Linked DNA regions of Mus musculus: regions 1, 2, 3, 4, 5 and 6 are each linked to region 7. A link is a loop called in an ENCODE intact Hi-C map of the cell type or tissue named here. Cell type or tissue: heart. All regions are shown on one strand. Links, peaks and the distances in the headings refer to the core of each region. The heading gives the core; the rest is flanking DNA. Region 1 holds the start of Zfp40 (zinc finger protein 40). Region 2 holds the start of Gm5493 (a long non-coding RNA gene). Region 3 has its middle 49 kb from the start of Zfp945. Region 4 overlaps Zfp40 (zinc finger protein 40). Region 5 overlaps Zfp213 (zinc finger protein 213). Region 6 holds the start of Zfp946 (zinc finger protein 946). Region 7 holds the start of Zfp945 (zinc finger protein 945).

Evidence for each region. A loop is a pair of places that touch in the nucleus more often than their neighbours do. Peaks named below come from ENCODE experiments on the same cell type or tissue, not always from the same donor. Only the 100,000 strongest peaks of a DNase experiment are listed, where the experiment ranks them.
Region 1: it touches region 7 in a loop (4-fold over the local background); 13 of 42 quality-filtered maps call a loop at or near these places.
Region 2: a loop joins it to region 7, with 4 times the contacts of the local background. A loop is called at or near these places in 6 of 42 quality-filtered maps.
Region 3: it touches region 7 in a loop (4-fold over the local background); 9 of 42 quality-filtered maps call a loop at or near these places.
Region 4: it touches region 7 in a loop (5-fold over the local background); 13 of 42 quality-filtered maps call a loop at or near these places.
Region 5: it touches region 7 in a loop (4-fold over the local background); 10 of 42 quality-filtered maps call a loop at or near these places.
Region 6: it touches region 7 in a loop (2.7-fold over the local background); 3 of 42 quality-filtered maps call a loop at or near these places.

The regions. Positions count from the first base shown.
Region 1 is chr17:23,191,455-23,195,795 of GRCm38, reverse strand. Zfp40 (zinc finger protein 40) reads left to right here and starts at 2,568. Exons shown (of 6, transcript NM_009555.2): 1 at 2,568-2,721; 2 at 3,994-4,119. In heart, for the core only: a CTCF peak has its summit at 2,147; DNase peaks (open chromatin) are centred at 2,105 and 2,545; H3K4me3 peaks cover 2,230 bases; H3K27ac peaks cover 1,504 bases.
Region 2 is chr17:22,737,945-22,742,285 of GRCm38, reverse strand. It overlaps Gm5493 (a long non-coding RNA gene), which reads right to left and starts at 2,346. Exons shown (of 5, transcript XR_003952380.1): 1 at 2,105-2,346. In heart, for the core only: a CTCF peak has its summit at 2,564; a DNase peak (open chromatin) is centred at 2,565; H3K4me3 peaks cover 1,620 bases; H3K27ac peaks cover 1,277 bases.
Region 3 is chr17:22,816,120-22,820,460 of GRCm38, reverse strand. It overlaps the pseudogene Gm16386. Among named protein-coding and RNA genes, the nearest start is that of Zfp945, 49 kb to the left of the region's middle. In heart, for the core only: no CTCF peak of the experiment used is centred there; a DNase peak (open chromatin) is centred at 2,650; H3K4me3 peaks cover 1,394 bases; H3K27ac peaks cover 1,034 bases.
Region 4 is chr17:23,185,752-23,190,092 of GRCm38, reverse strand. The region is part of intron 3 of Zfp40 (zinc finger protein 40); the gene reads left to right. Among named protein-coding and RNA genes, the nearest start is that of Zfp40, 5.3 kb to the left of the region's middle. In heart, for the core only: no CTCF peak of the experiment used is centred there; no DNase peak of the experiment used is centred there.
Region 5 is chr17:23,557,792-23,562,132 of GRCm38, reverse strand. Zfp213 (zinc finger protein 213) reads left to right here. Exons shown (of 6, transcript NM_001033496.3): 2 at 473-987; 3 at 2,031-2,148; 4 at 2,429-2,499; 5 at 2,585-2,750; 6 at 3,821-4,341. The coding sequence starts at 589. The region is part of intron 1 of 6330415G19Rik (RIKEN cDNA 6330415G19 gene); the gene reads right to left. Among named protein-coding and RNA genes, the nearest start is that of Zfp213, 4.3 kb to the left of the region's middle. In heart, for the core only: a CTCF peak has its summit at 2,166; a DNase peak (open chromatin) is centred at 2,162.
Region 6 is chr17:22,421,590-22,425,930 of GRCm38, reverse strand. Zfp946 (zinc finger protein 946) reads right to left here and starts at 1,729. Exons shown (of 7, transcript NM_198003.3): 1 at 1,502-1,729. In heart, for the core only: no CTCF peak of the experiment used is centred there; a DNase peak (open chromatin) is centred at 1,760; H3K4me3 peaks cover 2,090 bases; H3K27ac peaks cover 1,777 bases.
Region 7 is chr17:22,864,751-22,869,091 of GRCm38, reverse strand. Zfp945 (zinc finger protein 945) reads left to right here and starts at 1,958. Exons shown (of 5, transcript NM_001110254.1): 1 at 1,958-2,111; 2 at 3,756-3,845. The coding sequence starts at 3,809. In heart, for the core only: no CTCF peak of the experiment used is centred there; DNase peaks (open chromatin) are centred at 1,851 and 1,971; H3K4me3 peaks cover 1,807 bases; H3K27ac peaks cover 1,307 bases.

The DNA.
Region 1 (4,341 bases), core at 284-4,283, 330 kb before region 7:
TTAGCTAGAATATCTAAAGAAACAGGTAATAGCGAATTCTATTTTCCTTAGCCTATGTAGATGGGGCATGGGTGTACTCAGAGAATTGCAGGTAACTATCAGGAGATAATCTGTGGGTAAATGGCTAAACACTGTAGTATATATGCTAGTTTTAGTTCTAGATTTTAAAGAAATATCTAGATTGTTTTCCTAAGTGGCTGCTCTAGTTTCTGTTCCCAGAAGCAGTGTATAATAGCGTCCCTTTCCTAACATTCTTGTCAGAATTTGTTATGTATCCAAATGAGGTTCATTCTAACTGAGGTGAAAAGGAATCTTAAAGAAGATTTGTCTGCCTAGTCTCCAAAGCTATTTATAGTGGAATATTTGCTAACATGACTGGAGAAGTACCCAAAGTAACTGCACAATCTAATAAGAAGACATGACTGTACAAGCATATATTGTGCCTAATGACATTAAAGGCCTCAAGGCAACTACATTGGAAACTCTAAAGGAAATAAACAGATATCCTGGCTCAAATCACATACCAAAATTATACCAACATGAGATAAATAAATAAGTGGATATTTAAGCAACATCAACAGTGAAGCAGTAGTAAATGTACACCCTCTGGGGGGGGGGGAGTGGAACACCAAGAAACAGATTGATTCATCAAAGAATTCTGTCAAAACTCCAGAGAATAACTGATTCTGAAGCTACTTATAATATTCCTTCAGTTAAAAGGGAAACAAGATGTCTAGACTCTTTATGAAGCTAGTGTTACATAGCATAGAAAATGAAGACTCAAAATGAAAGTACAGATTGATGTGATATCTACGATGACGATGATGGTGATGTCCCTTTCACATGATATATTTCACTTAGTGCACCCTCTCATTCTGAACTTCATTTCAATCCTAGATCATTCTTCTAACAATTCTCTCTCTCTCTCTCTCTCTCTCTCTCTCTCTCTCTCTCTGTCTCTCTCCCTCCCTCCCTCCCTCCCTCCCTCCTTCCTTCCCCCTGTTGAGAATTAGCAAAACGGCAAAGTCACCATCATGTGGAGAAAGCCGTAGTGTGCAATATGATATGAATTCAGTTCTAGTTTGTTAGTTGGGCTAACTGACCATCAACTTCCTGAGACATCTATTTCCTTTCAAAATCCCGAGTTCTTCAAATGTCTTCCCCCAAGTTAAAATTTTAGATGTTTGGCTGGTAATAGTGAAGGTCTGTGAGAGAAGGATGCAGATGGCTTTTCAGTGTCACTCCAATTTGCATAGTTATGAAAATAATTACCCAGCTTCCCAGTAAAGCTCTCCAGATTGAGTTGTTAATGTCTAAAATTTAAATTATTTCATATAAGTGTTGGATGCACAGTTTAAATTTCACTTCTGCCTTTAAACAGTGCTACTTGTGTATTTTCTTTTAATTCATCATTTCCTTTGACTGAGACATCCCGCTCCCGTACTTTGTCTTCAAGCCTGATATTCTGTCTCCTACCTGTTCTGAGTTATTATTAGACATTGCAGTTTTGATTTCTTGCTTCACTTCAGTTTGGACTTTTTCGATGTTTCTAGCTACTTATTGAATTCAATCTTCATATCTTAAGTCGTCCTCATTTCCATCAGCATTTGCTATCTGCCCCCTCCCCCCAACAAATCATTTTGTTCCTGTCTTTTTTTAGTTCATTTACATGCTCAACCTGCTTTGTTCTCCTTGAATTTGACTCTTGGTTTTTGAGCTATGTATCTTTAAGATACCACTTACAGTGTTTTCCTTAAAGGACACAGCTATAGTTTTTTTTTGTTTTGTTTTGTTTTGTTTTGGGTTTTTTGTTTGTTTGTTTGTTTGTTTGTTTGTCTGTTTTAGGTCAAGGGCATTTTAACCTTAGGTTTACTATAATGTTGGGAGCGGAACAAAAGTCAGAATTTAGGGTGTCGGCTGATTCCTTTTTGCTGTAGTCCAGAAGGCTAGTATCTCAAGATGAAAAGTTAGGCAGAATAACTTCTATCTGAAGACTTCAGAAGCCACGGTCTGGGTCAGACCTGGGTGCAGCGGACTAGATCCAGTTCTGGTCTAGCTGTCAGCAAGCCTGGTAGGTGGGTGGGTGGGACTGTGCTGAGCGTGTGCAGCGCAGCCTGACAGCTAGAGCTGTGTGACAGGCTGTCCAATACTGACTAGGAGGGACCTGCCTCCGCGGAGCGGGGATACTCGCCTGATCAGAAGGCGAGGAAGTTTTTAAAAACGAAAACAATCGGATAGACTTGGAAAAAAAGAAAGAAAGAAAGAAAGAAAGAAAGAAAGAAAGAAAGAAAGAAAGAAAGAAAGAAAGAAAGAAAGAAAGAAAGAAAGAAAGAAAGAAAGAAAGAAAGAAAGAAAGAAAGAAAGAAAGAAAGAAAGAAAGAAAGAAAGAAAGAAAGAAAGAAAGAGAAGAGCTTGGGAGGGGTGGGCTTACAAAAAAAAAAAAAAAAAAAAAAAAAACCCTCACGTAACCGGAACCAGCGTGTGGTGGGCGGAGCTAGGGCGGTGCTCCAAGGAGCCTGCACAGAGTGACAGAAAAATTCACCATTCACTGAGGGACCGGGGAAGCTGCGAGGTCCGGAATCCGGGGTGGAGGACACGGGCTTCTCTAGGAGGGCGTGAAAATTCCAGGCATCCACAGGTGCCGCGAGAGGAGTCCTGAGAAAGTCATTAGTCAACAGCGCTGTAGCTTGAGCCTCAGCCCGGCAGCCATAGAACGCCCAGGTCAGAGGAGCCGCGGGGCTGGGAAACGGGCGGGAGCAAGGGTGGAGGCTGCTCAAAGGAAGCCGCTCTCACAATTCTGTAGTAGATAATCTTTTAACCATGGATAGCCTACCATTGTCGGGAAGATTGAAATCATATGAACAGGGGTTTATCGTCATTTTTGCATTTATCTTATGCTGGCCAGAATATTTTCATAAAATAATCTGCTAGAGCATTTGCATCATCTGTTGTCTGCAAGCAGGCTTCTCATTGCTTTGTAATAGTTACAAAGCTGCTGGAATTTAAATTCATGCATGCTTTTTTCTAACTTCTGTGTTCTACTACTTGCCTATTTCAGAGATTGTCCTTTGCCCCTGGGACTAAGCACAGCAGAAAGCTTTGTAGATACTAGTCGCATGAAGAACCAGTGCAGATTTGATAGAATCAGAATATACACTGTGACAGAGCAAAACAGTGTAGCGGTTCCTCCATCTTGTTGTATTCCTGCTGAGACCGTTTCCAGGGTTAACTAAAAAATTATTTTCTTGATGGAGAATCCCATGAAAAAAACGACCCAACTCTATTCTAGGTCAGGATGTCCTAGCTAACCTACCATACTTAGCCATTGATTAAAGTTTTTGAGTAACCTCTTCCAGTCAACCTTAGATCCTAGCTGCTGGTGTGCTGGAACCTCCCATCAGGATGGCTAACCTCCTATTTTAGCTACTGTTAAAAACTGCTTGCTTCAAACTACTTACTCTGCAGAATGGCCCCAGCAGCTGCTATGCAAGATGCCTGGATGAGGTCCCTGCCCTTAAAACCCCTATGTTTTGGACATTCACAGAAACACTTAGGTCCCTGAACACTTGGGTGTGGTCTCAACCGGCTGGAATAAAGACTTTGAGTGGGCTATAAACTGTTTGAGTGGTCATCTCTGGCCAGCTACCCATAGCAGTACTTTATTAAATGCCAAAGTTACTGCTGTAAACATTAATGTTTACTAAGCAAATTTTACTCCCTGTTAATTTTCTGTCTTGAGATGTAAGCACTCTATAAATACAGTATTTGGAGTGTAAATACACAATTCAGAAATGTGTAATCATGATTTTATAGTCAGCAAACTCAGTTTAGATTAAAACTAAAATTAGAAAGCATCGTTTCAATAATTGTATTCGCTCACTGGAATCAGAGTAATGAATGACTCCTTGTTTCACAAAAAGCACTCTGCCCTTGCACATGTGGCCAAACTGTTGTCTGCTTTTTGTCACTGTTTGTTTTACTTTTTTATTTAAGGATCTGTTGATCTTCAAGGCTGTGAAGGTGGACTTGGTGCAGGAGGAATGTGAAGGCCTAGACCTTACTCACGGGGCTTTTACAGAGATCTCCAGTTGGAGAAGTATAGCAGTCTGGTTTCTCTAGGTGAGAATAGTTTTCTTGCAGTCTTCCTTGTTCTTCCTCAAGGTGCTGGGAAAACTACACTATGTGTGTGATTAGTCTTACATCTCACAGAGTAAAGTGAAATCCTTAGAGAACGACAGGCATTTTTCATGATATTTTCTCCTTCCTTCAAGTATATTCTTTTGACAGGTGTGAGCATCTTTCCGTTTTCTTTCATGAAAAGTTCCAGTTACTCTCTGAGGA
Region 2 (4,341 bases), core at 204-4,203, 130 kb after region 7:
TTCTACATAAATTAGGATAATATCCCAGTGAATCTAACTTAAAAGACTTCAAGAGCCCACCAAAATGTTCATAAATATGTCCATATTTCCTGGTCTTGAGGGACTCACAAAGTAGAACCCAAAAGATCTTCAATCGCACACTAGCTGGCTAGAGTGTCTAGCATGAAGAAAGCAAATTAGTGGCTGGAGAGATGATGCAGTGGGGAAGAGCAGTTACAGAAATTCTAGAATACCTGGATTTGAACACTAGCACCAAAATCCTAGCTCACAACCATTTTTCATTTTACTGTCATAATCTAACGTTCCATGTGATCTCTACAGGAAGCAGACACGTTTTCAACAGAAATACATTAGGCTAAAACAGCCAAACACATAAAAAATAATAATAACAAAACAAAACAAATAACAAAATATAGCCAAGTATGAGTGGAGAAGAATCATTTTAAACTCATCATTCTGCATGCAAGCTAGGAATGACTGTCATTTGTTGTTTTACTTGTCTAAATAAGTAATTCTGACTGTAATAATGCCAGAAACAAAGTTCAGGAAATGGCAAAGTATATCCTTATTTTAATTCCTGATGGGAATGGAAACTAGTGCAAACTGAAACATATCTATTTGGAGATACTACAAATATACTAATTATAGCCATCTTTAGCACTAAGGGATGAATTTCAAATCAGCAAAATAACACTTTTCACAATTGCTTTAAAAACTGTTGGTTTTTCAGTATGCTCTTGAGGTTTTCCTTTTTGCTTATATTTTAATGCTAAATAGTAGCCCCAAGGCCTAGTTTCTCCTAGGGATCAGAGCACCTGCAGACACCAAGTAAAACTCTGTAACCTTGTCTACCAAGTTATCCACAACTAGCAAATCAACATGCCTACAGCCAATAACTAGGAGAAGAGAGATAGGCTTGGGAGAGGGGTATAAAGAAGGGCTGTGGGGAGAAAGAAGATGTAGGCTGAGGAAACCATATGGGCTAAGAGTCTTAGAATAATGGCCATGTTGGCTGGCTAATTGGAGTTAAAAGCAGCCCAGATGAAGAATAGGAAACTATGACAGGATTAATAGCTGCAAAATGACATAATAATAGCATACAAGGTAGATACGTTCTCAGCTCTAGGGCCAATAAAAGCTTACTATAAAGATTATGTGTCTTTTGTCCAGGAAGTGAATAATCAAAGGCTGGGTAGAAACTAAGGTTGGGATTAAATATTTTGCACAACACTATGCAAGCAACTGAAAGACTTTCATGATAAAAACCTCCGGTCTTTGAAGAAATAAATTGAAGAAGATATTTAAACTTGAAGGAATCTCTCGTGCTTATGGATCAGGAGGATTAACATAGTCAAAATGTCCATCCTACCCAAAGAAATTTATACATTCAACACATTCTTTATCCAAATTCCAGCCTGTATGTTATAGACAAGAGTCATAAAGTGATGTGCCAGGCACAAATGCCCTTTCCCTTGAAAATTCATGCAGCTCTATGCCCATTTTCTTTACCATTCTGATCCTGACCTTGAATCCCCTGTGTATAGAATTGTATATGTTGTAAAATGTATGATATCATTTTATTTTTCTGGCTATCAAAATTTCTGTGCTATCACTATATTTTCTCTTACATGAACTGGGACTTATGCTGATGCTCTCTTTCATATTATGATTGATAGACTACACAAAAATATTCTTGAAAAACTATTTGCATTTTCTATTCTCTTTGCTGCTGTGGCCAGGACAATGCTGCTGGAGTTTGACTTTATCCATATTTTCCCACTCCCTGTTCTACTGGTTGCACTTTCTATAGTCACCTTTGTCCCCGGAGCTCCACATCTCCCCTCTCATCATTCTCCATCCCAAATCTTTTAATCCACATTTACATATGATTAGTCCTTCTTATACTTCATGTATATTTTGAGTCTTTGGGAGGGAGCCAGGCTTTTTTATTTAATTTTAGTATTTTGTGTTGGGAATGGAATAAAGGAAAACGGAATTTAGGGTGCTGGTTATATTTTGCTGTGCGTTTTTTAGCCCAGGAGGCTTGTATTCCAAGCCAACAAGCGAGGCTGCCTATCTATTACCTGAGAAGTTTAGAACTCACTATCAGATATTAGGGTGCAGCATCCTTCCAGGACAGCCTGACAGCTGGAGCAGTGTGGTTGGACCCCTGAGACTGAGTGGAAGGGGCCAGAATCCCCGGGGCGGGGAGGGGTGGGGAAAAGGCAGCGGCAGGCGGAGGCCACTGGAAAGCACCGGAAAGTGACAATGAAAGAAAGAAGCTGGGTGGATCCTACAAAAAGAACTAGGTGTTGATAGTCTTCAGAGGAGGTACGTCACAGGAACCGGGGTGTGGTGGGCGGGTCTAAGAGAGCTGCTCCAAAGATTGATGAAGATTTCCTGCCAGGAGTGACAGGAAAATTCTCAATTCACTTCCTACGTGAATGCATTACGCGGTAACCGTAACCGTGGGCTGGTTTCCCAGAGAGAACCGGTGTCCTAGATCTCTCTGGACCCCGGGAAACTCTCCTCAGACCGGGTTTCCTGGCTGTGGGCCTGGGAGAGGCAGCAGTGAGCAGCGCGGCGTCTGGAACTGCAGCACGGGGACACCGGAACCTCCCAGGTCAGAGGAGCTGCCAGACGGGAGCAGAACGTGTGTGTTTTCCTCATCTGCTCTTAAGGACGGCGCCCTCACAACTGTGTTTGGGATATCTTGTGGTTGTCCGGAAATTTCAGGTCCTGTGAACTGGGGTTTATCGTGGCTTTTTCATTCTTTCTAAAATCTGGCAGAGTAGTTGCATTATCTGCGTTTGCTATTGTGTCAATTACAAAGCTCCAGGAATGTAAGTTCCGTGCTTTCTAACTCAGTTCTTTTACTAACTGCTTATTGAGAACGCCTTCGGCCCTGTTTAATAGGTATCCGCATTGAGAGCTTTGTATGTTACACGTATTCGAAGAAACAGTGCAGATATTATTAAAGTGGAAAATGCACTTTATCGAGCACAACCGTTATTGCTGTAAACGTTATCATTTAGAGATAGACTTTTTAGTGCCCATGGATTTTTCACCTGAGTTGTATTCAGTTTAGGATGTAAGTACAGCATTCAGAAACCTGTCTTTGTATGTTGAGGTCTAGGCAAACACAGTATCTCCATGTGAGTGTATCAGACCAAACTATTTGTAGAATTAGAAAACCCACAGTAGATTAAAGTTTTAGAAAGCATATTTCAAATAATCACTCACTGTATCACAAATTGGCTCCTTGGTTGAAGAAAAGCGCATGTGGCCAAACAGTTGTTTTTAATTTCAGGGGCTGTTAACATACAGTGCTGTGATCATGGACTTCTCGTAGGAGGAGTTGGGAATGCCTGGACCCTGCTGACAGGGCTTTTTGCAGAGATCTCCCTTTGGACAAGTGCAGCAGTCTGGTTTCTGTGGGTGACAATAGTTTTCTTGCAGTCTCCCCAGCTCCTCCACGGGGTTCCTGGTAGAATGACTCTGCTTGTGTCTGAGCTCTGTGTGAGTGAGTCTCACATCTTACAGAGTACATTCAAATCCTTACAGGAAAGGAGACATTTTTAGTTGTGACATTTTCTCTCTCTCTCTCTCATGTTTATCTGTTTGGAGGCGTCATATATTTTTGTTGCATGGAAATTTCTGGGTGCTTTCTGAAGACTCTTTGCCATATGCAGGTGTCCCACTCCTCAGGCAGGCCTGCTCACCTGTGAGTCTGAACCAAGAGCCCTGGGTGGTGAAGAGAAGAAGGTGTAGCAAAGGATCCAGGCATGTTAGAGAGAATGAGGAAGCCTTGGGCGTGGGCAGGCTCAACTGACAGTGGAAAGAGGACATGGAATTGGTTTCGACAGATCCTATTTCATTTCAATTGTTTTTAGATAATTGCACTGAGACTAATATCATAATATTCCCTTTGTATGTAGTAGAATACTCTCTATGTGAGAATTAATACCCAGAGCCAAAGATAATTTAATTTGCTTTTGTATGTGAGGGATGCTGTCCCATTCACATCACTGGCCATATCTTCTTACCAATGTTAAATGTTTTCCTCGTTATCATTTTAATATATTGTTTAGTCAAAACACAAGATGCTTCTTAGTTTTTTTTCTGCTCTTAGAGTTTTGGAGCGTTTTGTAGTTCCTTTAAGTTTTCTTACGATTAATTTCTCCATTTCCTAAAATAATGCCAGCAGGATTTTAATAAGATTTGTTTAATGTCTCTGCTAGTATTAAACTCTGACTATATTACCTTCCCTTTGATCTCTGCTGTCGTCTGTCTTCCTGTCAGCTCTCAATGTTTTGCACTGCTGTAGTTTTAATATATTTT
Region 3 (4,341 bases), core at 303-4,302, 49 kb after region 7:
GCAGGAGCATGGCAGGATCCTTGCAGGCATGGTGCAGGCTGAGCTGAGAGTTCCATATCTTCATCTGAAGGCTGCTAGTGGAAGACTGACTTCCAGGAAGCTAGAAAGAGGGTCTTAAGCCCATGCCCACAGTGACACACCTGCTCTAACAAGGCCAAACCACCTAATAATACGATTCCCTGGGTTAAGTAAATACAAACCCTAATAAAACCTAATAAAATTCATTTTATTAGGCAACAGTTATCCTAATACCCAACCATAAAAACATACAAAAAAGAGTATTATAGATCAAATGTCCTTATGAGTATACATGGAAAATACTCATAAAATATTTGCAAAGAGAATCCAAGAACACATGGAAAAGATCAGCAAACATGATCAAGTAGGCTTTGGCTCAGAGATGAAAGGATCATTCAAGATACAAAAATCAATAAATACAATCTACCACACAATAAACTGAAAACAAGGCATGATCATCTCATTACATGCTGAATAGGCCTTCGACAATACTGAACATTCCTTCCCTATAAAAGTCCTATACAGATAAAAGATATGAGGTAAATACATAAACATAATACAGGCATCTTGCAGCAGGCCTAGAATCAAGATCAAATTCAATGTTGAGAAACTCAAAGCAATTCCACTAAAATCAGGAACAAGCTGATGGTATCCACTCTCTCCATACCTATTTAATAAAATAATTGAAGTCTTGGTTAAAGTTGTAAGATAACCGTAGGAGATCAAGAAGATACATATTGGATTGGAAAGAAGAAGTCAATATCCTAATTTGTAATTGATTAGATAGTATACATAAGTGATCCAAAATTTTCCACCAGGGAACTTCAATATCTCTTAAACACTTTCCCCAAAGTAGCTAAATAACAAATTAATGCACAATGAGATTTTTCTATATACAGAAGGATGAAGGGGGAAAAAAATCAGGAAAACAACACTTTTCACAATTGCCTCAAAAATATATTGGTATTATCTGTATGCTCTTGAGGTTTCCTTTTTTGTTTTTATTTTAATGCTAAATAGTGGCCCCAAGGCCTAGTTGCTTCTAGGGATCAGAGCACCTGCAGGCACCCAAGTGAAGCTCTTTAACCTTGCTTCCCAAGATATCCCAAATTGGCCAATCAACATGCTTACAGCCAATAGCTGGCAGAAGAGAGATAAGCTTGGGAGAGGGAAACAAAGAATAGCTGTGGAGACTGAGGAAAACATATGGACTAAGAGTCTTAGAATAATGGCCACGTTGGCTGGCTAATTGGAGTTAAAAGCAGCCCAGATAAAACATGGGAAAATATAACAAGATTAATATCTGTGAAATAGACTTAATAATATCATAGAGAATAGATAACTTCCCAGCTCTGGTGCTGATAATGCTTATTATAAAGATTATGAGTTCTTTTATCCAGGAAGTTTATCCAGAAAGTGAATAATCAAAGGCTGGGTAGAAACTAAGGTTGGGATTAAATATTTTGCACAACACTATGCAAGCAACTGAAAGACTTTCATGATAAAACCCCCAGTCTTTGAAGAAATAAATTGAAGAAGATATTTAAACTTGAAGGGATCTTCCGTGCTCATGAATCAGGAGGATTAACACAGTAAAAATGTCCATCCTACCCAAAGAAATTTATACATTCAACACATTCTTTATCCAAATTCCAGCCTGTATGTTATAGGCAAGAGGGATAAAGTGATGTGCCAGGCACAAATGCCCTTTCCCTTGAAAATTCATGCAGCTCTATGCCCATTTTCTTTACCATCCTGATCCTGACTGTGAATCCCCTGTGCGTAGAACTTTATATGTTGTAAACTCATGGCATAATCTTATTTTTCTGGCTATCAAAATTTCTGTGCTATCATTGTATTTTCTCTTACATGAATTGGGACTTATGCTGGTGCTCTCTTCCATATTATGATTGATAGACTATTTACACAAAAATATTCTTGAAAAACTATTATCTATTCTATCTAACATTATCTATTCTCTTTGCTATGGTGGCCAGGACAATGCTGCTGAGTTTGACTTTATCCATGCTTTCCCCACTGCCCTGTTCTACTCGTTGCACTTTCTATAGTCACCTTTGTCCCGGAGCTCCACATCTCCCCTCTCATCATTCTCTGTCCCAAATCTTTTAATCCACATTTACTTATGATTAGTCCTTCTCATACTTCATGTATATTTTGAGTCAGGTTTTCGGAGGGAGCCAGGCTTTTTTAAATTTATTTTTAGTATTTTGTGTTGGGAATGGAAGAAAGGAAAACGGAATTTAGGGTGTTGGTTATATTTTGCTGTGCGGTTTTTAGCCCAGGAAGCTTGTATTTCAAGCTAAAAAGTGAGGCTGCCTATCTATTATCTGAGAGGTTTAGAACTATCAGATATTAGGGTGCAGCATCCTTCCAGGACAACCTGACAGCTGAAGCAGCGTGGCTGGAAGCCTGAGACGAAGTGGAAGGAACCAGAATCCCCGAGGCAGGGGTAGGGGAGTCCGGGTGGGGGGGGGGGGTGTTACTGGAACGACCGGGAAAGTGACAGCGAAAAGAAAGAATCTGGGTGGACTCTACAAAAACAATTAAGTGCTGATAGTCTTCAAAGGAGTTACGTCACCGGAACCCGGGTATGGTGGGCGGGTCTAAGAGAGCTGCTCCAAAGACTGACAAAGATTTCCTGCCAGGAGTGACAGGAAAATCCTCAATTCACTTCCTACGTGAATGCATTACGCGGTAACCGTAACCGTGGGCTGGTTTCCCAGAGAGAACCCGTGTCCTAGATCTCTCTGGACCCCGGGAAACTCTCCTCAGACCGGGTTTCCTAGCTGTGGGCCTGGGAGAGTCGGCAGTGAGCAGCCCAGCGGTGGGCACCGCAGCCCGGCGTCCCTGGAACTTCCCAGGTCAGAGGAGCTGCGGGGCAGGAGCGGAGAGGGGTGTGTGCAGCTGCTTAAGGAAGCAGCTCTCAGTGATTCTATTGTGGATATCTTACAGTTGTGGGGCAGTTTGAGATCTTATGAACTGCAGTTTATAGTGTTCTTTTTATTTATCTTACACTTACCGGAATAATCAGTCATAAAGTAACACGTTAAAAATCTGGTAATTTAGATCTGCTGTTTGTTTTCGTGTCAGTTATAAAGCTCCAAGACAATAAATTCATTCATGCTTTCTTACTCCTTTCTTTTACTAACTGGTTATTCAAGAGAATGCCTTTGGCTCCTGTTAACAGGTATCCACATAGATAACTTTGTGTACAATAATTATATGAGGAAATAGTGCAGTTTTTATTGAACCAGAAAATTTACTTCAGTGAGCAAAACTGTTATTGCTGTAAACATTAACATTCATAGGCAGAATTTTTTTTAGTGGCCATGATTTTTTTCATCTGGGTTGTATGCAGTTTAGATGTAAGTAAAGCCTTTAGAAATGCATCTTCATATGGTGAGTTTTTAATGTTATACCTTAGTTCCAGGCAAGCCCAGTATTGCTATGTGAGTATATCAGACCACACCATTTAAGTAGAAAACCCTCTATAGATTAAAATAAAGTGTTAGAAAGCATCTTTTGAATAATTATGATATTTCACCTTTATAGGAAATTTGTCTCCTTGGTTGAAGAAAAGCATTCTGCCCTAACATATGTGGCCAAACAATTGTTTGGGTTTTTTGTTTGTTTGTTTGGTTGGTTGGTTTTTTAATTTCATGGTTTGTTAACATTTAGTGCTGTGACTGTACACTTCTCGTAGGAGGAGTGGGAATGCCTAGACCCTGCTGACAGGGCTTTTTGCAGAGATCTCCCTTTGGACAAGTGCAGCAGTCTGGTTTCTGTGGGTGACAATGGTTTTCTTGCAGTCTCCCCAGCTCCTCCCCAGGATTCCTGATAGAATGACTCTGCTTGTGTCTGAGCTGTGTGTGAGTGAGCCTCACATCTTACAGAGTACATTCAAATCCTTACAGGAAAGGAGACATTTTTAGTTGTGATATTTTCTCTTTCCTTTATATTTATCTTTGGAAGTGTCATGTATTTTCCTTCTATGAAAAGTTCTGGGTGCTTTTTGAAGAATCTCTTTCCCATACACAGGTGTCCCACTCCTCAGCCAGTTCTGCTCACCTGTGAGTCTGAACCAAGAGCCCTGGATGGTGAAGAGAAGAAGCTGTAGCAAAGGATCCAGGTATGGTAGAGGAATTAAGGAAGGAATGTTGAGGGGCTCAATTCACAGTAGAAAGAAAGAGGACATGAAATTGGTTTGGCCAGATTCTATTTCATTCCAAATGTTTCTAGATAATTGTACGAGAATAATGTCAGAATGTTCCCTTGATAGGTATTAGAAGACTCTCTTTGTGA
Region 4 (4,341 bases), core at 314-4,313, 320 kb before region 7:
CCTTGACTCTTAGCATTCTGTGTTCTTCTTTTTGAAGTAATATGTGTATATATGTGTGTGTATAATACATATCTATGTATATATACATGTTTGTGTGTATATATACATATATATTCGTATATACACATACACATGTATATTTATGGAAAGTATATGAAAGCACATATATAGATTCTATAGAGTAGATATTAATACATATGTTCTATACACATATATATATGCTATGTATATATATGTTTATTTATTTATATATACTATGTATATTAGGGTGTTTGGGGTTTTGTTTTGTTTTTTTGAAGCAATATTCTATTTTCATATTTGGTTTGGGGATCAGTATCCACGTGCATTTCAAGAAATCACTGAAACTAAATATAAACAAACCATTTTGTTAATTTTTCTCTATTTCTTATGTCTCTTTTCCTCTTCCTCTGCTCCTTTCTTTGTTGTTGATATTTTGCAGTATTTCCTTTATAAATGTGAGTAGTATCTTGTCTAGGTTTTCTCTTTTTCCATGTTTGGTTGTTCAAGAAGCTGTCCACTGACTTGCCTGGTGGCTGCAGTGACTTAGATTCCCACTGACATTGTATCTCTGTGTCCTTTTTCCTGCATTGTCTCCAGCTTTTGTTATTGGTTAGAACCTTAAGGGTAGATTAGACAGAGAAGAGACCCGAGTGTATATTAGATGGTCATTTTCTTCTTGGCTAAATCTGTGGAGTATGTGCTATGTACATTTAAGCTGTTTTAATTGCTTTTTAACTTGCTCTAATTTTCATCCTTATTTATTGATTATAATATTATTTATTTGCTTTTGAAAAATTCTTCATAAATTCTGTATTTGTATATTGTACTAAGAAAGTTTGCTAATAAATTAATCCATTCTGTAGGCTCTTTCTTCATACCATTTCAATGCAAGTTTTTAATTGTATGCAGTCCTGTTTGTTGCTTTTTGCTCTTGTGTCCTATTAATTTGTAGTTCTATTCAGAAACTAGGTCCCTATGTCCATATATGGACTTGTTTTCCATTGTGTTACTCTGCACATTTCACAATTCATTGAACAGGACTCAGTTTCTTTCTTTTAAAAGTAGATACTTTTCTGTTTATCTTTGGTTGATGAGACTGTCTATAGAGTATCATTTTGTTGTTTTGGTGAAAGTCACCTGCTGGATATGGTGGATCCTCTTCTGTGACTCCCATGGTGCCTTTGCACCTGTAGGATTACAGGATCATTTGAAATCACAGCTGTATAAATCAAGCTTTGCTCTGTGTCTGGGGTTGCTCTGTACTCTTAAGGTCTTTGTGCTTCTGTGTAAATTTATAGAAGCCTCTCTCTCTCTCTCTCTCTCTGTATATATATATATGAAGTAATTCATGGGGACATTGCTATGGATTTTGAGTTAGTCATATAAATCTTTTAACACTGTTATTTTCATAATAATATGTCCCATTCCATGTCCATGCAAGGTTTTCTCATCTTGTGACAATTCCTCAATTCCTTCAATTCCTAATTCCTTCAGTGAATTCAGATTTCATTTTAGAGGTCTTTTCTGCTTAGTTTTTTCCTTTGCTTTCTTCAGATTTTCTTTTAATTTTTTTTTCCTGTTCAGTTTTAGTTAATTAACAGGGAGTGTAAAACTTCTAATTAGATGGTTATATCAATGATTTTAAAAGGTCCGCCTTTAACTAGTCATTGATATCTCCCTTAAGTTCTTAAAGTTTAAGTTTGGATTAATCTTTATAATTAATAAATATTTATATTTAATCACTGCAGAGGTTTAATCACTCACAATTATCCCCAGCACTCCCAACACTCTCCCTTCCCGAGTTAGCCATATGTCTTCCCATTAGCCACCCTCATATTTCATGAATTTTTGGGTGTGCTTAGGCCAGGTATCCAGGCCATGTATTCATAATTTAAACTGCCATGTCATGACACAAGAGGGTTTTATACATTTCTTCCTTATCTTCCGGTTCTTACAATCTTTTTTGCCTGTACTTTGGTCTTATTCCCTGTGGTTTATATGTAGGAAGCTATTCCCATAATAGACTGTACAGTCAGCAGCCAATTGTTCTCAGTATTTGATCAGTTATGAGCCTACGAAATAACTGTTGCTCTTTCAAAACAACGTTTCTTTGACACATGGTGAAGAACCACCAGGCTATGAGTATGAACTGAGTCATTTAAAAGAAGTTTAAATATTTGCACATGCAGGAAAATGTCAGTTGTGGATTCCTTCCCAGGACCTGTGACCTTTCTCATCATTGGCTTTTGGCCAGCTTCCCAGAAACATCCATCTATTTCCTTCTGCAGAACAGGCCTGTAGTCAAACCAAAAAGTGTTTTCTTACCCATAAAAGCTTCTTGCCAGTATGACACCAGAGGGCATGCTTTGCCTGGAAGGTTAGGATTTTAGCAAGTAGGATACAAATCTGGGTATTGCCGTTGATAATATGGTCCCTGACCCAGCTTTTATAGCAGCTTTTAACACTAGGGAGTCTAAGATACTTTTAGATACTGTGAGTGGTCTGCTGCCTTCTCAGTATCTTCTTGTTGTTATGATAAAAATGAAATAAGAAAACAAACAAAATAACAAGTGCTGTTGTATGTGGATTATACAGCTTATTAGGATGATCAGATCTGAGCTCTCTCATGACTATTTAAAGTTTTGGATTTCAGAGTTCTACTTCCTTTATAGGAGGTTTACTTTCCTCTTGAACAGCTTACTCATTGATGTACTGTGTTGAGTTAGTGTGGAGGAAGTAGACACTTCTCTGTCCTGATTATAGTGAAATGATCCCAGTTGTCCTTCTTTTGTAGCATAAGGTTTAGCTGTGGCTCATTGTCTTTATTATGTCTTTATTACTGTGTGTTCCTTTTCATATTCTTCAGAGCTTTTATTCTGGCAAATGTGATATTTTGCCACAGACCTTTCAGGAGTCTATTGACATGGTCTTATTTCTCTCCCTGAGTGTACATATTTGGTGTCTTAACATTGATTGCGTTTTCTGGAATATTCTCCTTTTGTCATTAGTGTAAGGTTTACCTAAAGGAAAGGAGAGTTCCATACTGAATCTCTCCAGTCCTCAGAGACCTTAGAGGAAGCTCTTCTTGCCTCAGTCTCAGCACTTTGTTAATTTCTGGTCTATTTTTATTACACAGAAGTGTGATTTGTTCACTTGTTTCTCGGAATTCATCCTTTTCTTCTTCGATTTTTATTTGTTTGTGTATATGACTTCCCACAGTTAAAACAAAAGGCAACACTGACATCATTGCCATACACTACAATGTCCCCTTTCACCTCTAGTCCTAGTACTTAAGGATTCATTCTTTTAGTTTGTATTAGGTAAAAATGCTTCCTCTGTACTCTAATCTCATCACAGAAACAAGTTGATTCCGTTAACTTATTGTATTATCTTTGATTCTCTATTAGTTGCTATACAAACTTTTTAAAAATATCTTCCTATATACTATTTCAGATTGGCTTGTTCTTATGCTTATAAGGCCTCAGGCACATAGTTATAGACAAATGTCTTTTATAACCAGCACCTCTTCCTGCCAAAACTTCTGAGCATGTTTTTGTCAGCTACATCTATGCGACTGTCTTTTATGAACTTGTACTCACCCTGACACTCTTAAGAACAAAATTGCCCTCATTGCTCCATGAATTCTGTGCCACTGTTCCTTGATTTAAGTCTCTACAGTAGCTAACTAAGGAACAGTAAACAAGGGGCGGGAGAGGAGGCTCATCAGTTACGATCAGGAGCAGTTGTTGCCCTTGCAGGTTCCAGATTGTTCCCTTCATGCATGGATACTAATACCCTCCTGTAACTCAGGTTTCAGAGGATTAGGTGCTCTCTTCTGGTCGTTGGAGGCACTGCAATAAGAGGTGCACAGACCTATGTGCAGGCAGAGGCACTCATATACATTAAAAAAAAAAAAGAAGAAAAAGAAAAGAGAAAACAAAACAAAAGAAAAGAGAAAGAAAGAAAGGGAAAAGAGAAAGAGAGAGAAAACAAGAGGTATTGTATAAGAAGTCAAGATACAGGAAAGAGCACAGAATTGTCACTCCTAGTGTGAGACTAAAGGTGGAGTCTGGATATGTGACAGGACAGGTGACACCTCATATCAGCATTGGAAGAGTTAGGGATGATACCTACATAGGGTAAATAAAGTTGTTTGTGTTCATGGAGCCCAGAGCTGGAGAACATTCTTTGGCCTTTGTAATGTGGAAGCAGAATGTTTATCATACTGATGATGTAGTTAGGAACACGGTAGAAATTTTTGAGAGGATCCTCCCTAATTGTGCAAGATTTTCTACTACAGGAAAATGCTATGATCCATCT
Region 5 (4,341 bases), core at 172-4,171, 690 kb before region 7:
ATCCTTCTTTGAACATCTGAGTGCTGGGATTACAAATATGTACCATCTCACCCAGTTCCAGGTAGTGGTGGGGATCATTTAAGCTAGGCAAGCAGTCTAACAACTGAGCTACACATGCAGCTAGCTCAAGGAATCTTTACAGACTGCACAGACATGCTTATTTTTGCATGGAAAGTTACTATACATGAAGGTAAAAACAAGCTCATATTAACAGATGGAGTACTGCTTCCAAATGAGGGACATTAGGTTTTGCTGTCAAATGGGCCATGAAAAGCCCAGATTTGGGATGTCAGATGTGGTGATGAAGGATTGTGGGTCGGTATTACCAATACACAGTTACAAAGAGCACACAGTTGCAGTAAAGCATAAAGAGGCTTCAGAGGCACAGAGTGGGTGCCAGAGTCCCCCAACTTTCCTGCAGATTGGTGTATTCCGATCTCCTTCAAATACTGTTCTTTTACTATTTCCATAGGCAAGTGTGTCCTGATGCCAACCCACTCGTCACAGAGAATCCCTCTAGGACACTGAAAGGCTCAGCTCTGGAGCCTCAAGCTAAGGCTGACCAGCCCTGAGCCTTAGGCCAGGGGCATGGCATCCCTCCAGGAGCTCCAAGACCCTGCTCCCGGGGAGGAGGAAGGACTCATGATTGTGAAGGTGGAAGACTGCTCCTGGGAACAGGAGCCTGTCCAGCCGGTGGACAGCCGGGATTCCGAAGCCTGCCGCCAGCGGTTCCGACAGTTCTGCTTCAGGGATGCGGGTGGACCACACGAAGCCTTCAGCCAGCTGTGGGAGCTCTGTTGCCGCTGGCTGCGGCCTGAGCTGCACAGCAAGGAGCAGATCCTGGAATTGCTGGTGCTGGAGCAGTTCCTGGCTGTGCTACCAGGGGAGATCCAAGCCCAGCTTCAGAGACAGCACCTTGGGAGCGGTGAGGAAGCTGTCGCTTTGGTGGAAGACATACAGAATCAGTCGTTGAAAGCCTGGCCACAGGTGAGGGAGGGAGCCCTTCCACGTTTGGAGCCTGAAGAATAGAGACCATCTTCATGGAGATGAGTCTCCACAGGGCCCAGAGGGCAGGGGAAAGCCACCAAGTCTAGAGAAGCACAAACAAAATTCCCAATGTAGTCTTCAGTAAAGAGTCAGGTAAAGCCATGCTTCTCATGACTTTATTGGATTTAAAGTCGTTATGGTCCAGAAATGTGGCTTTTGCTGTCGTTGTATGTTTGTTGGTTTTGAGACAGGTTTTCTCTGTGTAGCCCCTGGCTGTCCTGGAGCTTGCTCCGTAAACCAGGCTGACTCACAGAGATCCATCTGCCTCTGCCTCCCAAGTGAGTCCAGAAAGGTTTTAGCTCTACACAACTACTGTGGTTAATCTATAGGGATACAGTATTACACATCAGAGCTCCAGAGGGGTATAAGGAAACAGAACTGTCTAAGGGTAGCCTGCTGTCTTGTGTTCCAGACACTGGCAGATATGCAGATGGTGTACCAGTGCAGCTAGGCTGTGGGATTCTCCCATGGCAGGAGGACCACCCCTGCTCCATTTCTCCCTTGCTAAGGAGCTATAATTCTGGCCTTTTAGTGACTGGTTCTTGTTTCTTTTCTTTTTTTTTATTTTTTAAAGATTTTATGTATGTATGTATTTATTTATTATATGATGAATACACTGTAGCTGTCTTCAGACACACCACAAGAGGGCATCAGATCCCATTACAGATGGTTGTGAGCCACCATGTGGTTGCTGGTGATTGAACTCAGGACCTCTGGAAGAGCAGAGGTCAGTGCTCTTAACGGCTAAGCCATCTCTCTAGCCCTGGTTCTCGTCTCTTGATCATGAAGTGTCCTTGGGTACAAAACACTGCCTGGTATCTCATTCTTTTCTGGACTTTCTGGGCTTCCATTTGGTCCCTACCCCTCCCCAACCCTTAGGCTCCTAAGGGCTGTGTCCCAGAACTCCTTCCCAGGATTAAGTTGTGTCATCCCTGACCTCCAGGCTGGTCTCTGCTAATGGGCGCGTTATGGTTTCTGCGCAGGATGAGCTCTCAGAGGCGGAGCCGAAGGCAGCAGTCCAGGGACTCCAAGCCACAGGGTCTCCCCAGAAGACAGGGGTCCAGAAGCAACTCCCTGCACTCCAAGGGCAGCGCAGCCATGGTGAGTGTGACTCTTCAGTCAGCAGTGTGGCCACACAGGGGCGCTATTCCTCCTCTAGAATTGCCCCAGAGTGACAGGCAGCAGAAGCTCAGTCACACAAGTACCCGCGCGACTGCATCTGACCGGGGTGGGGGTGGGGTGGGGGGAGTGGGGGTGGGTGTGGGTGGGAGTGGGTGGGGGGTGTGGGTGTGGGGGTGTGTGTGCACCTGCAAGTGTAGATGAAGCCATCCGTCTCAGCCCTTGACTTTAGCCTGTATGAAGCTCTGTTCTTTTCCTTCAGCCCAGCTCCCTGTTCTTAAAGAGCGACAGACAGGAGAGGTGTTGGATGGCTGCTTTGACTCTGCAGTTGATGTGAGTTAACAGTCCTTTATTCTCCCAGAGGGCTTGGTGCTGTTGACTGTATAATTTGACCCCTCCTGTCCTCACTCCCACACAGCTGCCTGGGAGACCCGAGCTGGGTCGTATCTCCCCATTCCAAAAATCTGGGTCATTGGGAGACATCCCTTTCTATTGTTCCCGAGAAGAATGGAGCTCCCTGGACCCTGCTCAGAGGAACCTCTTCTGGAACATCAAGAGAAAGAACTCGAGGGATGCTGCCCTTGGTAAGCAGGTCCATCGGGCCCCTCGCTCAGCTGCAATCTGGCTTTGCTTCCCTGGTCAGGTTCTAAAGCTAGCCCTTCCCAAGTCTCCTCAGCCCTCCTGTGATGTTGTGATGTTGAAGTTTCTGTCTCAGTTGTGTGACCAGTTGGTCCATGCCCTCCATGTGCCAGCTCTGGGCCAGCTCCGTGCTGAGGGCTTGCACGGGCATTTTCTCAGTCAAATCTCAGGCTGGCATATTTGCCCCCAGATAAACTCTGGCATTCAGTGAGATCGATGGATCATGTCAGCCACAGAAATGCTAAAAAACAAGAGCCCTTGTTGTACCCCACTATGTGAAGCCTCACCAAGTCAGGCCCTTTCCCAGTATCCCCTGGTCTCATCTTACTTAACTGGCAGCAGTCTGAGTGCTTTGGGGTTCCTCCCCGCTCAAGGCTGCTGTGAGTCGTCTGCGAGGGGACTACAGTAGCTACACAGTCTGATGCCTTCTGTGTACAGAGTCAAGCCAGCTGTGCTTAGTGGACTGGGAGCGTGCTGTTGGCTTTAACTGTGGAGAGTGGGTACTGGCCACAGGGAGAGAACAGGCAGAGAGAGGGTCTGAGAACAGGCAGTGAGCTGATCCTCCTGCACATACCTCTGCAGGAGGATCAGCTCACTGGTGACCCCTGGTGACCTCGAGGCTCCCTCAAAACTGCTCGTTTGCTGCCTTCCATCATCTTCCCATTAAGAGCACTTTTGAAATAAAATTGCATTTTAATATTTTCCTTTGTGTACAATGCAGAGAAGGACATGTGTGGAGGTCGAAAGGATGGTTTTCTAGGCTTGGTTCTACCATGGAGGTTGGGGGTGGGCTCAGGCTTGGTCATTAGGCTTGTTGGCAAGTGACTTTACCCACTGAGGCCATCTTGCTTGCCTATCATCCAATAATTTTGTAAATGTGAAGACCTAGACTTTTTGTGAGCCACAGCAGCCTGAACCTCAAAGCCAGGGAGATGTCCCTACGTCACATTTCTTCAGATCTCTTCCCGAACCAGAATCAAGGAGGACTAAACAGAGGCTTCACCCCTTCTTGCAGGTTTGAGACCCAAAAGCCAAAAGCCCCCTGCAGAGGAGGCAGCGACAGCATTGTTGGGACAGACTGAAGTGCCTATGTCCTGGAATCCCGAGGAGGCTGAGACCGAGGTCTGGGAGAGCGAGAACCCAATGAGGACAGCCCTGGACCCGCTGGTGGGAGCGCGTCGGGGGCGGCCGCCCACTCACAGGCGCCAGTTTCAGAACTTATTGGCGGAGAAGCCCCACAGCTGCGCGCAGTGCGGGAAGCGCTTCCGCTGGGGTTCAGACCTCGCCAGGCACCAGCGCACACACACCGGGGAGAAGCCACACAAGTGCCCTGAATGCGACAAGAGCTTCCGCAGCTCTTCTGACCTAGTGCGCCACCAGGGCGTGCACACGGGCGAGAAGCCCTTCTCCTGTTCCGAATGTGGCAAGAGCTTTAGCCGGAGCGCCTACCTGGCTGACCACCAGCGCATCCACACGGGCGAGAAGCCCTTCAGCTGCAGCGAGTGTGGCAAGAGCTTCGCACTGCGCTCCTACCTG
Region 6 (4,341 bases), core at 14-4,013, 440 kb after region 7:
CTAAATTAACAAAATCAGAAACAAAAATGTGGCATAACAACAGACCCAGAGGAAAACCAGAGAATCATAAAGCACATTTAAAATGTCTACTCCACATAATTGATAAAAATCTAAAAGAAATGGATAATTTAAGTAATAGCTTCCATATTCTAAAGTGAAATCAACATCAGATAAACAAATAGACCAATTTAACCCCTCGTAAAACAGATGCAGTCCTTAAAAGTCTCACAACAACAATCTTTTGATTTTTGTGCATTAATTTGGTCTTCAGTTATTTTGGGGAAAGTTTTCTCTCAGTTGTAGAAGTTCCCTGGTGGAATTTTTTGGGTCACCTATATATACTGTCATATCATTTACAAATAAGATTTTTACTTTTTCCTCTGTAATCCAATGTTTATTTTCTTTATTTCCTTCAGCGGTCTTCTTGTGCTAGCTAAGAATTCAAGTTTCATATTGAATAGACATCGTGGAGAAAGTGAATGGCCTAGTTTGTTCCTGATTTTATTGCAATTGCTTTGAATTTCTCTTCATTTAATTTGATATTGGCTGTAGGCTTCCTGTAAACGGACCCATTTCTCAATGCTTTACTTACATCCTAAACTGCATACATCTCAGATGAATAATTCATGGGCAATAAAAAGTATGCTTAATAAATGTTAATGTTTACTGCAATAACTGTAGTGCTCCATACGGTCTACTTTCTAGTAACCTCCCCCCAGCCTGAAGCAGGCTAAGCCAGACCTTGAACTTGCTGCCACTAAGGAGATTACCTTGGGTAGAGCCTTCCTACCTAGATCACTCTATTGTTCAGCCACTGCTGCTACCAGCTGGGACGGAGACTATTCCTGCAGCTGGTTCCAGGCTCCAAGGATGAACTGGCGGGAATGGGCCTCCCCCACCCCCACCACACCCCCCCCCCCCTTTATAAGCGCATTTGCCATTAAACATTTGAGCTTTGATCAGGAATCTTGACTTAGCTCCATTTTTCTCTCCACCGCCTAGTTCCCCTCTCTTTTCAGCCCCAGCTTGGCTTCCAGGTGAAATCCGGTTCATGTGAGCCGCGGTCGGCTTCCAACACTTCCTGGTTCAAAAAAAAATCTGTACCGTTTCCTCATATGACAATTATATACAAAGCTCTTGGAGGATACCTATTAACCAGAGCCAAAGGCGTTCTCTTGAATAAGCAATTAGTAAAACGAGGCAGTTAGAAAGCATGAATGAATTTACATTCCAGGAACTGTTACAATAACTAACAGCATATAATAATGCAACTGCTCTACCAGATATTTTATGGGTAATTTTATGACTGAATATTCTGGTAAATGTACGATGAATGAAAAAAATCACGATAAATCCCAGTTCACAGGATCTCAAACTTCCTGACAACCGTAAGATATCCACAACAGAATTGGGAGAGCAGCGTCCAGGGAAACCATCCCCCCCCCCCCCCTTACCCCCACCTCGGCTCCCGCCCGTTTTCCAGCCCCGCAGCGCCTCTGACCTGGGAGGTTCCAGGGCCGCGGGGCTGCGGTGTCCGCCGCTGCACAGCTGACGGCTGACTCTTCCAGGCCCGAGTTTTCCCTAGGTCCAGAAATAACCAGGACAGGAAAACCAGCCCCCGGTTAGAGAACAAGTTGTTCACTTAAGTACCTAAGGGAATGGTGAATTTTCCTATCTGACTTGATCTTTGGAGCTGCTCTCCTAGACCCGCCCACTACGGCCCCGGTTCCGGTCACGTGGTTCCCCCCAAACACTTCAAGCCAGGCGCTTTCTTTTCCGTAATTACTTTCCTAGACCCTCTGGTTTTTTCTTTTTGCTGGCCCCCTCCCCGCCCGACAAGTACCCACGCCCCAGGGAGGTTCCGGCCCCTCCCACTCAGTCTCAAGCAGCCTGCTACAAAGCTCCAGCAGCCAGGCTGCCCTAGACCTGCTCTGCACAGCCTCCGATATGCTTTCACACCAGAACAGGATAAGTAAGGACGCTGCACCCCAATATCTGAGTCCCAATTGAGTTCTGAACCCCTCAGATAAAAGATGGGCAGCCTAACTAAGAAGTTAAGATACAAGCCTTCTGAGCTTTTAAAAACGCTCAGCAAATGGCAACCAATACCCACAATTCTGATTTCTTTCCTTCCATTCCCTACACAAAATACTAAAAGTAAGTAAAAAAGCCTGGCTTCTTCCCAAAGCCAGTCTTAAAACATGTGAAATACAAGAAAGACTAATCATATGAAAATGTGGATAAAAACGTATGGGACAGATAATAATAAGAGGAGAGCTGTGCAAGCTCACGGGGGAGCTGCAGGGGTAAAGGACACTTGGTAGAAACTGCAAGTGGTAGAACAGGGCACTTGGAAAGCATGAATAAAGTTAAACTCCAGGAGCATTGTCCTGGCCACAATAGCAAAGAGACTAGGTAATGCAAATACTTTTCCCGAATATTTCTCTGTAAATAGCATAGCAACCATAATATGAATGAAAACATCAGCATAAGACCCAATTTGTGTAAGTGAAAATATAATGATAGCACAACAGAATCTTGATAGCCAGGAAAAAATAAAATGTGGTGAGTTTGCATTATTTAAAATTTCAAGCACAGGGGATTCATGGTCAGGATCAGGATGGTAAGGAAAATGAACATAGAAATGAATGGATTTTCAAGGGGAAGGACATTTGTGCCTAGCACATCACTTTATCACTCTGGTCTGTAAGATACAGGCTGGAATTTGGATAAAGAATGTGTTGAATATGTAGACTGCTTTTGGTAGAATAGCCATTCTACTTCCTAATTGTCTTCTTCAATTTCCTTTCTTCAAAGACTTGAAGTTGTATCATACAGGTCATATACTGGTTTGGTTAAAGTTAACACCAACATACTCTTTTTTTTTTTTTTTTTTTTTTTTGAGGCTATTGTGAAAGGTGTTGCTTTCCTAATTTTTTCCCTTAGTCCCTTTGTCATTTGTATATAGGAAACCTATTGATTTAATAGCTTTAATTTTGTATTCAGCTACTTTGGGGAAAGTGTGTTTGAGTTATAGAGTTGCCTGGTGGAAATTCTTGGGTCACAAGTATACTATAATATCATTTGCAAATAAGGGTATTTGACTTCTTCCTTTTCAATCTACTGTGTATCTTTTTGTATCTCTCTCAGTAGTCTTAACTGCTTTAGCTAAGACTTCAATTATTTTATTAAATAGATATGGAAAGTGTGGATATTCTTGGCTTGTTCCTGATTTTAGTGGAAGTGCTTTGAGTTTCTCTTCATTTAACTTAATCCTGGTTCCAGGATTAAGGCAGACTGTAACCTGCCTTCATTATGTTTAGATGTGTCTCATATCTTTTATCTCTACAGGACTTTTATGGAGAAGGGATATTCAATTTTGTCAAAGACCTTTTTTGCATGGAATGAGATGATCATGTCTTTTTGCAATATTGTATAGTGGTTTATATTTGTTGATTTTTGTACATTGAACTACCCCTTCAAAGCCTATTTGATCATGTTTGGTGATATTTTTGATGTGATCTTGGAATCTCTCTGCAAGTATTTTATGAGTATTTTTGCATGTATGTTCAAATGAACGAGCATTTGTGCCTGACACATCACTTTATCACTCTTGTCTTTAACATACAGGCTGACAAATGTTGTCAAGTCTATCAGCAACAAATCAAATATTCTTGCACCAGTGAGAGATGCTGTTTTTCAATTTCAGCAGTATTGTTTATTGCAAATGAATGTGTTCCGTGACATAATCCTTTCCATATCTTCAATTGAAAACAAAAAAACAGAACTGCAGCTTCAAATTCATGGAGATTAAGAGGGTATTCTGGGAAGGCATGAATAAACCAGGGTTTTATATGTTTCTTCTATGAAATCCACGATGCATGGCTTTTATAAAATCTGGAATTGACACTTCCTCAAATGCACAGCTACTTATGAACAGACATTTTTCTACATTTCTGAGCCTTCCATTCAAAGGTCACTATCACTTGTTTCAACATGAATTGTTTAAAGTAAGAAAAGCTCAAATAGCTATGTGTGCTGTTCAGAAAGTAGGACTCTAGTTTGTCGACCTCAGAATTCTAGTCTATATTTACTAAGGATATTCTCTCTGAGACAGAGATTTTCTCATCTCCCAGGTCTATCCTGCTTTTTCCATATCTCTGTGCTAGAACCATGTGAATCTATTTTCCAGCTGTCTTCCCCTAGCACAGAGGCTTAGAAAATACAATATTCATGAACAGTTGGACATACACTAATGTCAGCAGAGCATGGAATGATATTTTTAAAGGCTTGAAAGAAAATAAATGTCAACTGTAGCATTATATCCAGAAAAAAAAAAAT
Region 7 (4,341 bases), core at 156-4,155:
TTCCTTCCTTAACTCGACTTGGATGCTCTATTAATCACTAAAGTGTTTAATCCATTCACATATGCAGAATCTATTAGCTAGTGACATTTTTGTTTGCTTGTTTGTTTTGCATAAACATAAGCTGGGAAACAATAAAACTCACCACAGTGTGAAACAGTTAGCCCTGTCATTTGAAAGGTGCCCATGGGCTCAGAACCCTGAGACTTCAGGACAGACCTTTAGCTCTAGGTTTGTGTTTCTGAGCTCCCACCTACTTGCAGAGCTAGGATGCCTTTTAACCTGTTATGATCATGACAGCAGAGTTTGAACCTCAAAACACACCAGAGAAATATGGTCCTCATTATAATCATGAAAAGTCTATTTCTTAGCTAGACTCTGTAAAGAGACTAGGATAATTCTAGAGTATCTTTTCCCCAGCCTATGCAGGCACATATAGGTGTACACAGAGAATTATAGAGAACAATCAGGAAAACATCTACAAACAAATTGTCCTTTTGGTAGTTTAAAAAAAATATCTGGGAGGATGCTAAACGGGCTATTTCTCTCTTCCTTCCTTCCTTCCTTCCTTCCTTCCTTCCTTCCTTCCTTCCTTCTTTCCTTCCTTCCTTCCTTTCCTTAAAGGACAAAAATTCCGTATGAAAATTCAGTGATAATGCAGAAAGATGAGGCTGTCAAATATGCAGAAAATAAGCAATGTATATGGGCACAATCATAAACAAGTCAGTTACATCATGCCATCTATAGCTCTGGGAATATTAAGGAAGAGGAAGGAGAAAGAAGTAAGGAGAAAAGATGAGATGGCCATAACATGTCATTCTCCAGATTCCATACAACTATTGTAGTCAGTGACTCAGAGCACCTGTATTTACCTGCACTGACCTCACTCAAGACTAACCCTAGCTACAATCAGTCTCCAAAGAGGAGAGGGTCACAGGACCCCACCCTGACTGTGGCAATAAGTCAGTTTTAGGAGAAGGGGAAATCACTGTGCTTAGTTGTGTCTCATCTGCTGAGACCAGCAGGTTCCAAAACATAGTTCCAAAACCAGTGTCTCACAGATGATCCTGATTAATCATGATGGGTCACAAAACAAAATGAATCGAAATGAATATGAGAAAGAGAGAGAGAGAGAGAGTGAGAGAGAGAGAGAGAGAGAAGGAGATTAGTTGGAAGTATGGGCCAGAATTGTAGGGAGTGGGGAATTACAGTGTGCACTACTTATTAAATTCAGTTTGCATATTCTATATTGTCACTACTTCCTTCAGGCATTTGCTATTGTTTTGTTGCCCACAACCATTTTGTTCCTATTTTGAGTTTATTAACATACTTTACAAACTTTGACCTTCTTGAACATGACTCTGGTTTTCAGTTCTGTATATTGGATATTTAAGCTCCTTTCCTTAGGGGATACAGATATGATTAGTGTTTAGAGGCAACAACGTTCAATTTTTGTTTTATTTTGTTTTGGGAAAAGGATCTGAGTGAGCATCAGAATTTACTCCTCTGTGTGTGTGTGTGTGTGTGTGTGTGTGTGTGTGCTGGTATTCCAAGGAGGGGAAGTTAGAATAACATATCTGATGGGATCAGAACCCATGTTGGAGGTCAGATACTGGGTGCATCATCCTATTTGATCCAATTCTGGTCAAGCCTGGCAACAAGTATAGGGGATGATGAGAGCAAAGAGCAAGTCCAGGTCTGGCAGCTGGAGCTGTGTGGCAGGCTGCCCAAAACTGAGTGGGAGGAGCTGTTCCTGATGGGTGGACACCCCTGTCTGAGCAGATGATTTAGGGGGGTGGGGGTGGGGCAAAACAAAACCAGCTGGGAAGTAAAGTAAATTAAAGTAAAACAGGCCTATAGTAAGCGGGTTTAAAGGAATCGCATAACCGGAAGTGGGCTATGTTGGGCGGGTACAGGAGGAGCTTCTCTAAGAAAACAAGCGTGAGTGACAGGAAATTCCACCTTTCCCTGAAGAACTCAGGGAGCCGCACGGTCTGGAAGTGGGGTTGGAAGAACCCGGCCGTGTATTAGGGTACCCGAAAACTTCCTTAAGACTCAGGTGCCTCTGGGAGCATTTTGGAAGCGTCAGCAGCCCGGCAGCGGGAACCTCCCAGGTCAGAGGGGCTGGGGGGCTGGGAAAAGGGTGGGAGCGGAGAAGCAGGGGTGTGTTTTCCTCCGCGGCTCTTAAGGACGCCGCTTTCATAATTCTGCCATGGTTATCTTAGCGTTGTCGGGAAGTTTGAGATCCTATGAACTGGGGGTTTATCGTGATGTTTTCGTTTATCTTATGGTTGCCAGAATATTTTCCGAAAATAATCTCGTAGAGCATTTGCAGAATCTGCAGTTCGCACGCAGAGCTCTCTTTGCTCCAGCAGTTACAAAGCTCCTCGAATTCAAATTCACTCATGCTTTCTTAACACCCCTGTTCCACCATTTCCTATTCAAGAGAGTGGCCATTGGCCCGGAGAATGGGCATCCTCGGAGAGTTTTGCAGATATTAGTCATCTGAAGAACCAGTTGAGATTTGATTGAGTCAGAAAATATACATGACTAAGCACCATAGTTAGAGCTGTGAACTTTAAATATTACTGGGCAAAGCTTTACTCCCCGTTTTGCTTTGGTTTTGGTTTTGGTTTCCATCTTAGATGTGCACACTCTGTGATGTAAATACTGCAGTCAGAAATGTGTCTTTATATGTTGAGTTACAACTGAAAACTGAGGACGTGACTGCTCTAAGGTATGGTTGAGGAGAAAATTTATTGTAAGTTATGTTAATCCTGAGATTTGCCTGAGACAAATCAGTACCACCATTTGGGCAAGTATTATTAAATATTAAATACTGACCAAGCTATGGACTTTGGCCTCATGCTACAGGAGTTTATAAAGACAAACCTGCATACATTCCCATGAGAGTTTGTTACTTTTCCAAGAACTACAACTCCCAGCATTTTAGGAAGTTATTTGGTTCTTGGGTAGGTAGTGCTTACATGTTAATTTTGGGCTTCACAGTATGAGAGAACAGAGGTATCTGGAAGGGTCCAAACTTAACCTGGCCGTGACTTGGGGGGTTGAAAGGGGGAGTTAGGGAATAGGAGGCTCCCAAGAGAGGAAACAGGTGCCAAGGAAACAGTTATCCAAAGATGTCCACTATGATATATTAATAGGCACCTCAGTTAGCCATTTTTCCTAAGCTCCTTTGATATCTAACAAGGCCAGACCAGCATGCATGCTGTGGAAGGGCAATGTCAAGCCACCTTATTGTTATAGATAGAAAACTCACTCTAAATTAAATAAAATTAGAAAGCCCTTTTTGAATAATTATGATTGCTCACTTACATCAGAAACGTGTCTCCTTAGTTCAAGAAAAGCACATGTGGCCAAACTGTTCATTATTTCATGGTCTGTTGATATTGAATTCTGTGACTATGGACTTCTTACCTAGACCCTGCAGTCAGGGCTTTTTTTCAGAGACCTCCTTTTGGAAAAGTGCATCAGTTTGGATTCTGTGAGTCACAGTAGTTTTCTTGGAGTCTTCCTTGGGGTTCCTGGGAAAAGGACTCTTCGGCATATGTGTGAACTGTGTGTGAATGAGTCTCACACCTCATAGAACAGAGTAAAATCCTCAGAGAAAAGAGACATTTTTTCATGTTATTTTCTCTTTCCTTCATGTTTATCCTCTTGGGAGGTGTCAGCATCTTTCATTTTTGTGGCATGAAAAGTTCCAGGTGCTTTCTGAAGACTCTCTTCTCCACATGCAGGTCCCCACTGCTCAGCCAGATCTGCTCACCAGTGAATCAACTAAGAACCCTGGATGGTGAAGAGAGAGGAGACTATAGTAAAGAATCCAGGTATGTTAGAGGAACTGAACAAGGGGTGAGGTGGGCCTTAAGTGACAATAAAAAGAGAATGTGACATTGGTTTTTCCAGATTCTATTTCATTAAGCATTCAGGAAATTTTCATTGAGAATAATATTAGATGTTTTAAAATGGATTTTTCCTTATAGGTTGTACAGTGAACAGTTTTTTTCAGTATTTAATTAGCTATGGATCTCTGAATTAACTGTTGCCCATTAACAAGTTTCTCTGACATAGACTGAAAGCAGCACCAAGCTATCTATGTGACCAAGCTATTTGAACATGTAGCAAATGTCAGAAGTGAATTTTCTTCTAGGGCCTGAGGTTTCCACTATAACCCATGTATTTCACACACATACACTCCATCCCCCATATGGAGTTGGCCTCAGATTGAACCAGAAAGCCTTCTGTACCCACAAGTTATCTTAGCACTATGGTACCAGTGGACATGGCCTTGCATGGCAGATTGAGATTGGAGCACACAGGATC